Linked DNA regions of Homo sapiens: region 2 is linked to region 1. A link is an interaction called in ENCODE POLR2A ChIA-PET data of the cell type or tissue named here. Cell type or tissue: HepG2. All regions are shown on one strand.

What was found. ChIA-PET counts read pairs that join two places held together with the same protein. Peaks named below come from ENCODE experiments on the same cell type or tissue, not always from the same donor. Only the 100,000 strongest peaks of a DNase experiment are listed, where the experiment ranks them.
Region 2: POLR2A ChIA-PET joins it to region 1 with 10 read pairs; 3 of 35 experiments call an interaction of 5 or more read pairs at or near these places.

The regions. Positions count from the first base shown.
Region 1 is chr19:11,235,142-11,240,141 of GRCh38, forward strand. It overlaps DOCK6 (dedicator of cytokinesis 6), which reads right to left. Exons shown (of 48, transcript NM_020812.4): 15 at 3,046-3,163; 16 at 2,904-2,974; 17 at 2,500-2,638; 18 at 2,315-2,416; 19 at 1,652-1,738; 20 at 1,205-1,436; 21 at 457-618. ANGPTL8 (angiopoietin like 8) reads left to right here and starts at 4,478. Exons shown (of 4, transcript NM_018687.7): 1 at 4,478-4,793; 2 at 4,994-5,000. The coding sequence starts at 4,497. RefSeq lists enhancers at 1,183-1,993, 1,994-2,804. In HepG2, no CTCF peak of the experiment used is centred here; DNase peaks (open chromatin) are centred at 610, 1,740, 1,980, 4,410 and 1 weaker place; H3K4me3 peaks cover 2,014 bases.
Region 2 is chr19:11,127,081-11,132,080 of GRCh38, forward strand. It overlaps LDLR (low density lipoprotein receptor), which reads left to right. Exons shown (of 18, transcript NM_000527.5): 16 at 928-1,005; 17 at 2,433-2,590; 18 at 4,201-5,000. The coding sequence ends at 4,236. Among named protein-coding and RNA genes, the nearest start is that of MIR6886, 16 kb to the left of the region's middle. In HepG2, a CTCF peak has its summit at 4,062 (motif pointing left); DNase peaks (open chromatin) are centred at 2,341, 2,751 and 4,011.

The sequences.
Region 1 (5,000 bases):
GTTTCACTCTGTCACCCAGGCTGGAGTGCGGTGGCATGACCTTGGCTCACTGCAACCTCTGCCTCCTGGGTTCAAATGATTCAGCCTCCCTAGTAGCTGGGATTACAGGCACCTACCACCATGCCTGGCTAATTTTTGTATTTTTAGTAGAGACGGGGTTTCACCATGTTGGCCAGGCTGGTCTTGAACTCCTGACCCCCTCAAGTGATCCCCCTGCCTTGGCCTCCTAAAGTGCTGGGATTATAGGCATTAGCCACCATGCCTGGCCCCAGCTAATTTTTGTATTTTTAGTAGAGACAGGGTTTCATCATGTTGGCCAAGTTGATCTCGAACTCCTGACCTCAAATGATCCATCCAGCTCGGCCTCCCAAAGTCCTGGGATTACAGGCGTGAGCCACCGCACCCAGCCTCTTCTCCCAGATATTTCTCGTCTCACAGGGATTTCTACAAACTCACCATCCGGGAGGCTGGGCTCAGTGCCAGGAAGGCGAAAGGCGTAGTGGACGTAGGCAGCCAGCTGTGGGCAGTGACCGCGGGCATCCTGGGCTGCCTCCAGGCTCCGGTGAACAAGGCTGACTACATGGGCCATTGCTTCAAAGGCTCCACGGCCCAGGTTCACTGCAGGGCAGAGCAGAGGTCAAGTTCCAGGGCCCAAGGCCTCTCACCTCCCCGCCCACTTTCCAAATATAAAGACATCAGGATTTGAGGGATCATGTGCTCATTAAGGGGTCACAAATTTTTTTTTTTTTTTTTTTTTGAGATGGAGTCTTGCTCTGTTGCCCGGGCTGGAGTCCAGTGGCATGATCTCGGCTCACTGTCACCTCCGCCTCCCAGGTTCAAGCAATTCTCCTGCCTCAGCCTCCCGAGTAGCTGGGATTACAGGCATGCGCCACCACGCCCAGCTAATTTTGTATTTTTAGTAGAGAAGGGGTTTCTCCATGTTGGTCAGGCTGGTCTCAAACTCTCGACCTCAGGTGATCTGCCCGCCTCGGCCTCCCAAAGTGCTGGGATGACAGGCGTGAACCGCTGCACCCGGGCCAAAGGGTCACAGAAGACCTTCTCTGGGTGCAGGGGACTGGAGGTCATTTTTCAGATGAGAAAAATGGCCAGAGAGGTAAATGGGCTTATAGAAGATCCCTCAGGACCTCAGGACTGAGAAGCCATGTGGATGGGGAAACTGAGGTCTGAGGCCACATTCGCTTACCAATCTGGCCACTGATGATCGGGGGCCTGATGACCAGACGCACGAGCTTGTCCAGCACGTGGTGGGAGAAGGCCACAAGGGGTTCGGGGCTGGCCAGGCGCAGTGCTGCAAGACTGGCCCGCAGCTCCTGCTCCACGTTGCCCTCGCTCAGCACAGTGTCCTTGAGCCGGAATGGGAAGGCTCCCTCCTCCAGGACGTGCACCAGGGTGAAGAATTTGTCCAGGTAGGGGTCCTGGGTAGGGATGTGGAGTGAGCAGGGTGGGGCCTCAGGGAATGAAGACCACCCCTGCCTGAATCAGCAGCTTCCCTTAAAGCTGGGTCCAGCTGACCAAAGTCACGTCCAAGGCCTGAGGCCAGACCTCCCCGGCCATCGGCAACTGTTACTCAATCGTAGGGCAGGCAAGAGGGGAGCAGGGCGGGACTCTTGGTTCCCGGCCCACCCCGTACCTGGGGGTGCACAGAGGACACGGCTGTGAGCTCCACACTGAACACGCCCTTGTGACCGTCCACCCAGCGCATGCCCGGAAGCGCCACCTGTGGGAGGGAGGCACCAGGTGGGCACTGGTCAGCCCTCCCTGACTGATCAGGTCACCCAGCGGCCCCAGCCATTGCGACACTGCAGCGTGAGTGTAGCCCGGTCTGGGGGTGCAGCCAAGCACCCTGCCCCCAGCCCTGGTCCCAGTAGACTGAGAGGGTCCACTGGGCAGGCTGGAAATCCACATGCCAAGACGGGGGCAGAGAATGGAGACACAGGGTGAATGAATATTCATTGAGTAGGTCAGGAAACAGGATAGGAGGATTTGAGGCCTAGGGTCATTAACAATGGTGCATTCATGGGGAATGATAAGGTACTACGAGGGCAGGGGACAGTGATCAGGAAGGCAGTCAGGGTGGCTAAAGTGGGAATGGAGCAGAGAGGCAATGGGAATCTTTGGGGAGGACATGTAGGACACAGAGAGGCATTAATAGGGGAATAATGAGCTACACGGGGGCCCTGGAGGCACCAGTAGAGGATAACAAGCCTCCCAGGATTGACAGGAAGGAAGGCAGGTGACTCGGGAGTGCTTCTGGGGACAGTGCATTGGCAGGCAGGAGCTCCAGGGCACATACATCGGGTGTGAGCACGGAATAGCTGGGCGGCGGCTGGTCCACAGACACTGGGAGACAGAAGGGGCCGGTCCTCAGGCGCCCGTGCTGCAGCAGTGGGATCCACTGGGGAGAGGCTGGAGGTCAGGTCTGCGGCCAGGTTGGGGGACGAGGAGGGCTCAGGGGGAGGGAGGGAGGGGACGGCTCACAGTAAAGCCCACGGGTGTCTCCAGGGCAGTGCCCGGCCGGGGCTGGCAGCTGACATGGTAGAAGGTGAACAGCAGGTGATGGTTCTCTGTCACGCAGGCTGGAAGATGCAGCTTGAACTCCTCGTAGAACTCGGGGGACCTGGCAGAATCGGGCTGGGGGATCTGCTGGGGGCTGGGGTCCCCACTGTCTGCCCCATCACCTCTGCCATGCCACGCCCTTATTGCTGCTAGGCCCCACTGTCTCTGCTGTCTGCCTCAGCTTCCCTCATTAGCACTCTGGGAGCCTCTACCTCTCTTCTTCCTGTCCCCCATCTTCCCATCGATGCTGCCTTATGTGTATATATAAGGGACATCCTCCTACCCCCATGAGTGCCCCCAAGTTCCTCACGTGTCCCCCTACATACTTGTTATGGTAGACCACCGGTGTGAAGGCCTCGCGGGTAAATTCACTGCAGCTGGACTTGCCAAAGATGACCTGGGAGAGTGGATTCATGAGGGACCCATGGGGGATGCCCTACCCCCCTTCCCTGGGGCACAGCCACTGACCGGCAGAGCCTGGCTGGGGTCCTCGCCTGTCATGTACTGCACTCGCACAGCAAGGTTGCGCACGGAGCCCTGGCGGCTGCTGAAGTTGAGGCTGTGCGGGTACACGTACAGCAGGTTCCTGTGGGGGGCAGGATGGGGGTGTCAGAGGGACAGGGGCCCTGAAGGTGCACATACAAGGCTGGGGTGATGGGACAAGGCTGGCTGGGAGCACAGACAGTCCAGGAAGAGTAGGTCATGAGGCTGGGGCATTGAGGGCCCGGTGAGAGGTAATACAGGTATCAGTCAGGAGATAGGACAGAGGGCAGAGGGTGGGGGACAAGCGAGCACCCTAAAAACACAGATTGGGAACAGTGTGGTAGAGGGTGGGAATACAGAAGGACATTGGAGGCACTCATGGGGCACAGTGACACACAGAAGGCAGAGAATAGCGAGGCACTCAGGGCCAGAGTTCCAAGGTACCTCAGGTGGCCAGTGGTCAAGCCTAAGCCCCACCCAAGGGCCTGACTGCCCTTCCCCCAGGAGGTCACTAGAGTTATGTGGCCTGTTTCTCAGGTGGGGAAACTGAGGCCAGAGTCCGAGTCCTGCCTCCTTCCCCCAGGGGCAACTCTGTGCAAGCCTTGACCCCTCTCTGGGCCTCAGTTTCCCTATGTGTATAATGGGCACTTCAGGCCTTCCAGCTGAGCCTTTGTAATGATACTGATGATGATAAATAACAACAATGACAATAATTGCACCAAACACTATTACTACAACAATGAAATAATCGCGCCTACTGTGTGCCAGGCTCTGTTCTAAGCACTCAACATGAAATAACTCATTTACTTCTCACAAGTAGCTCATGAGGCAGGACTAACATCACCGCCATTTTACAAGCAGGGAAACTGAGGTACTTGCACAATCACCCACGGAGTAAAATGGCAGTCAGTGGTGATCTGGGCATATGCAGGTCTTGGAGATCAGGCTGTGTGACCTTGGGAGAGTCTCTGCCACCTGCACCTGCCCCCTTGGATACTAACCAGGCCAATAAAAGCCCCCACGTGGCAAGTATGTGGGAGGGGAACAAGAGCAGATATTGTAATGGCAGGTCAAACAGCTCAGGGCAAACCATCAATGCTTATAAAATCTTTACTGTTATTACCATCATCATTGCGATGCCTATTCATAGATGGAGAAACAGGCTCAGCATGGTGAGTCTCAGGAACTCCCAGCAGGGTCTGGGGCCCGTCCTCTCCCAATGCCCCCCACCCACACCTGGCCCTGAGCCCCAGGAAGCGTGATCCCGGCGTGGCCTAGCCGGACATTCGCCTGATGCAACTATCGCACCACTGCCAGGCCCTTGTGCAATGCGGGGCACCAGGTCGGCCAGTTAACGATTGACTGGGGATCAGTGGGGGTATGAGGCATAAAAGGCTTCAGTGACAGTGCTGTGGCTATACCTTAGACCCTCAGTCATGCCAGTGCCTGCTCTGTGCCTGCTCTGGGCCCTGGCAATGGTGACCCGGCCTGCCTCAGCGGCCCCCATGGGCGGCCCAGAACTGGCACAGCATGAGGAGCTGACCCTGCTCTTCCATGGGACCCTGCAGCTGGGCCAGGCCCTCAACGGTGTGTACAGGACCACGGAGGGACGGCTGACAAAGGCCAGGAACAGCCTGGGTCTCTATGGCCGCACAATAGAACTCCTGGGGCAGGAGGTCAGCCGGGGCCGGGATGCAGCCCAGGAACTTCGGGCAAGCCTGTTGGAGACTCAGGTGGGCACCGTAGCTGCGACACTGTGGGGTGGCCAGGAGTCCAAAGAGGAGTTCGTGTCTAGGGTAACCAACCATCCTGGTTTGCCCAGGACTGAAGGGATTCCTGGGATACAAGATTTTCAGCGATAAACTCAGGCAAGTCCTTAGGTACACAAAGATGAGTTGGACATCCTACTAGTGACCCACTGTTTATTAAGCAGATGGAGG
Region 2 (5,000 bases), 110 kb before region 1:
GGTGCCCACCGCCACAGCTGGCTAATTTTTGTATTTTTAGTAGAGACAGGGTTTCACCGTGTTGGCCAGGCTGGTCTTGAACTCCTGACCTCAGGCAACCTGCCCACCTCAGCCTCCCAAAGTGCTGGGATTACAGGTTTGAGCCACTGGGCCTGGCCTTTTTTTTTTTTTTTTGAGAGGGAGTCTCACTCTGTTGCCCAGGCTGGAGTGCAATGGCGCGATCTTGACTCACTGCAACTCCATTTCCCGGGTTCAAGTGATTCTCCTCCCTCAGCCTCCCAAGTAGCTGGGATTACAGGTGCATGCCACCACGGCCAGCTAATTTTGTATTTTTAGTAGAGACAGGGTTTCACTATGTTGATCATGCTGGTCTCAAACTCCTGACCTTAGGTGATCTGCCCGCCTTAGCCTCCCAAAGTGTTGGGATTACAGGTGTGAGCCACCGCGCCCAGACCAAAATATGCTCATTTTAATAAAATGCACAAGTAGGTTGACAAGAATTTCACCTGCAACCTTGTCAACCACCTAGAATAAAAGCCTCTGCAGCCCTCCCCTAAAGACTCATCAATGTGAGGCTCAAGAACCTTCTTAGGCTGGGCTCGGTGGCTCATTTCTGTAATCCCTGCACTTTGGAAGGCTGAGGCAGGAGGATCTCTTGAGGCCAGGAGTTCAAGACAAGCCTGGGCAACATAGCCAGACCTCTGTTTCTATCCCCCACAAAAAGAACCTTCTTAAACCGGAATTGAGTCCTACAACCTCGATAACTCACAAATAAGCCCGTGTGGCCTCTCACAGACTTGGGAAGTTCTCCAAGTGTCCAGGGAGATGTGCCAGGCGCTTTCCTGCCGTGACCACCGTCCTCTGCCTGCTCCATTTCTTGGTGGCCTTCCTTTAGACCTGGGCCTCACTCTTGCTTCTCTCCTGCAGCTCTGGGCGACGTTGCTGGCAGAGGAAATGAGAAGAAGCCCAGTAGCGTGAGGGCTCTGTCCATTGTCCTCCCCATCGGTAAGCGCGGGCCGGTCCCCCAGCGTCCCCCAGGTCACAGCCTCCCGCTATGTGACCTCGTGCCTGGCTGGTTGGGCCTGTTCACTTTTTCTCCTGGACAGGGAACAGCCCCACTGGTGTCCTTTATCACCCCCACGGCCTCTCCTGGCTTGGGGCTGACAGTGACAAGATCAGACAGCTAAGGGGTCAGATGGAGGATGTGGAGCTGGGTCCCGTGCTGTGGAATAGCCTCACCGAGATTTGAGTGCCTTCTGGGGAACTGGTTCCCTTGCAGGGGGCTGTGTGGAGAGGCGCGCTCTCCCTGCCTCACCCATGCTCATCCTAACTCGGTTACCATCACATCTCTTTTTTCTTTTTTTCTTAAATTTTAAGAAAAAAGAAATTTAATTTTTTTGAGAGACAGAGTCTTGCTCTGTCACCCAGGCTGGAGTGCAGTGGCACCATCATGCCTCGCTGCAGCCTCAATGTCTGGGCTCAAGCGATCCTCCCACCTCAGCCTCCTGAGTAGCTGGTGCAAGCCACTATACCCCACTTCCTATTTCTTAAAAAGTCACAGCCCTGTGTGTGGCTAATCCTGGACAGAAATCTAGAAGAAGTCAGCTACTTCTGGGGCGTGGCTCACCCAGTGGGCTTCAGGTTAGATATTTCTTATACTTATGAGGCTGGGTGTGGTGGCTTATGCCTGTAATCCCAGCACTTTGGGAGGCTGAAGTGGGTGGATTGCTTGGGCTCAGGAGTTCGAGACCAACCTGGGCAACATGGCGAAACCCTGTTTCTAGAAAAGGTACAAAAATTAGCTGGGCAGGTGGCACGTGCCTGTGGTACCAGCTACTTGAGGGCCTGAGGCAGGAGGATCGCTTGAACCTGGGAGGTCGAGGTTGCAGTGAACTGAGATCATGTCACTGCACTCCAGCCTGGTGACAGAGCAAGACCCCGTCTCAAAAAAAAAAAAAGAAAGAAAAAAATTCTTATGCATAGATTTGCCTCTTTTCTGTTTGTTTGTTTTGAGATGGAGTCTCGCTCTGTCGCCCAGGCTGGAGTACAGTGGCTCAACCTCGGCTCACTGCAACCTCTGCCTCCCGGGTTCAAGCAATTCTCCTGCCTCAGCCTCCTGAGTAGCTGGGACTACAGGCGCCCGCCACCATGCCCAGCTAATTTTTGTATTTTTAGTAGAGACTGACTGGGTTTCATCATGTTGGCCAGGCTGGTCTCGAACTCTTGACCTCATGATCCGCCCGCCTCAGCCTCCCAAAATGCTGGGATTACAGGCGTGAGCCACCAGGCCCAGGCCGCAAGGCGATCTCTAAACAAACATAAAAGACCAGGAGTCAAGGTTATGGTACGATGCCCGTGTTTTCACTCCAGCCACGGAGCTGGGTCTCTGGTCTCGGGGGCAGCTGTGTGACAGAGCGTGCCTCTCCCTACAGTGCTCCTCGTCTTCCTTTGCCTGGGGGTCTTCCTTCTATGGAAGAACTGGCGGCTTAAGAACATCAACAGCATCAACTTTGACAACCCCGTCTATCAGAAGACCACAGAGGATGAGGTCCACATTTGCCACAACCAGGACGGCTACAGCTACCCCTCGGTGAGTGACCCTCTCTAGAAAGCCAGAGCCCATGGCGGCCCCCTCCCAGCTGGAGGCATATGATCCTCAAGGGACCAGGCCGAGGCTTCCCCAGCCCTCCAGATCGAGGACAGCATTAGGTGAATGCTTCTGTGCGCTCATTCAGAATGTCAGCGGACAATGGCCTTGGTGGTGTAGAGGAATGTTGGATAAGCAAATAGAGAGCTCCATCAGATGGTGACAGGGCAAAGAAAGTCAAAAGGAGTTCAGAGGCCGGGCGCGGTGGCTCATGCCTGTAATCCCAGGACTTTGGGAGGCCGAGGCTGGCGGATCACCTGAAGTCAGGAGTTTGAGACCAGCTTGGCCATCATGACAAAACCCCGTCTCTATTAAAAATACAAAAAATTAGCCAGGCGTGGGAGTGGGCGCCTGTAATCCCAGCTACTCGGGAGGCCGAGGTAGAAAAATCGCTTGAACCTAGGAGGCAGAGGTTGCAGTGAGCCGAGATCGCGCCACTGCATTCCAGCCCGGGAGGCAAGAGCAAAACTCCATCTCAAAAAAAAAAAAAAAAGGAGTTCAGAGGCCCGGCATGGTGGTTCACACATGTGATCCCAGAACTTGGGGAGGTTGAGGCAGGAGAATCACCTGAGCTCAGAGTTCAAGACCAGCCTGGGCAGCACAGCAAGACCCCATCTCTGCAAAAAATAAAAATTTAGCCCAGTGTGGTGATGAGCGCCTAGTTCCAGCTACTAGGGAGGCTAAGGCAGGAGGATTGCTTGAGGCTAAGGTAGGAGATTGAGACTGCAGTGACTTGTGATTGCGTCACTGCGCTCCAGCCTGGGTGACAGAGCAAGCCCTTGTCTCTTAAAAAAAAAAAAAAATTCAAAGAAGGGTTTCCAGAGGGCCAGGAGGGAGGAAGGGAGAGGAGGTGTTTTATTTTTTTGCTTTTATTTTTTATTTTGAGACAGAGTCTCTCTCTGTCACCCAGGTTGGAGTGCAGTGCTGTGATCTTGGCTCACTGCAACTTCTGCCTCCTGGGTTCAAGCAATTCTTATGCCTCAGCCTCAGCCTCCTGAGTAGCTGGGATTACAACACTATGCCCGGGTAATTTTTGTATTTTTAGTAGAGACGAGGTTTCGCCATGTTGCCCAGACTGGTCTCGAACTCCTGACCTCAAGTGATCCACCCGCCTTGGCCTCCCCACGTGCTGGGATTGCAGGCGTGAGCCACTGCGCCCGCCTTGATCTTTACACAAGGGGTTTAGGGTAGGTAGCCTTCTCTGAACCAGGAGAACAGCCTGTGCGAAGGCCCTGAGGCTGGACCGTGCCTGTTGGGTTTGAGGCCGTTGTAGCTGGAGCAAACAGAGAGAGGGGTAAAAAGGCAGGAGGCTACCAGGCAGGTTGTGCAGAGCCTTGTGGGCCACTGGGGAGGACTTTGGCTTTTGCCCTGAGAGCGGTGGGAAGTGACTGAATCCGGTACTCACCGTCTCCCTCTGGCGGCTCCTGGGGGAACATGCTTGGGGATCAGGCTGGGGGAGGCTGCCAGGCCCAGGAGGTGAGAAGTAGGTGGCCTCCAGCCGTGTTTCCTGAATGCTGGACTGATAGTTTCCGCTGTTTACCATTTGTTGGCAGAGACAGATGGTCAGTCTGGAGGATGACGTGGCGTGAACATCTGCCTGGAGTCCCGTCCCTGCCCAGAACCCTTCCTGAGACCTCGCCGGCCTTGTTTTATTCAAAGACAGAGAAGACCAAAGCATTGCCTGCCAGAGCTTTGTTTTATATATTTATTCATCTGGGAGGCAGAACAGGCTTCGGACAGTGCCCATGCAATGGCTTGGGTTGGGATTTTGGTTTCTTCCTTTCCTCGTGAAGGATAAGAGAAACAGGCCCGGGGGGACCAGGATGACACCTCCATTTCTCTCCAGGAAGTTTTGAGTTTCTCTCCACCGTGACACAATCCTCAAACATGGAAGATGAAAGGGGAGGGGATGTCAGGCCCAGAGAAGCAAGTGGCTTTCAACACACAACAGCAGATGGCACCAACGGGACCCCCTGGCCCTGCCTCATCCACCAATCTCTAAGCCAAACCCCTAAACTCAGGAGTCAACGTGTTTACCTCTTCTATGCAAGCCTTGCTAGACAGCCAGGTTAGCCTTTGCCCTGTCACCCCCGAATCATGACCCACCCAGTGTCTTTCGAGGTGGGTTTGTACCTTCCTTAAGCCAGGAAAGGGATTCATGGCGTCGGAAATGATCTGGCTGAATCCGTGGTGGCACCGAGACCAAACTCATTCACCAAATGATGCCACTTCCCAGAGGCAGAGCCTGAGTCACTGGTCACCCTTAATATTTATTAAGTGCCTGAGACACCCGGTTACCTTGGCCGTGAGGACACGTGGCCTGCACCCAGGTGTGGCTGTCAGGACACCAGCC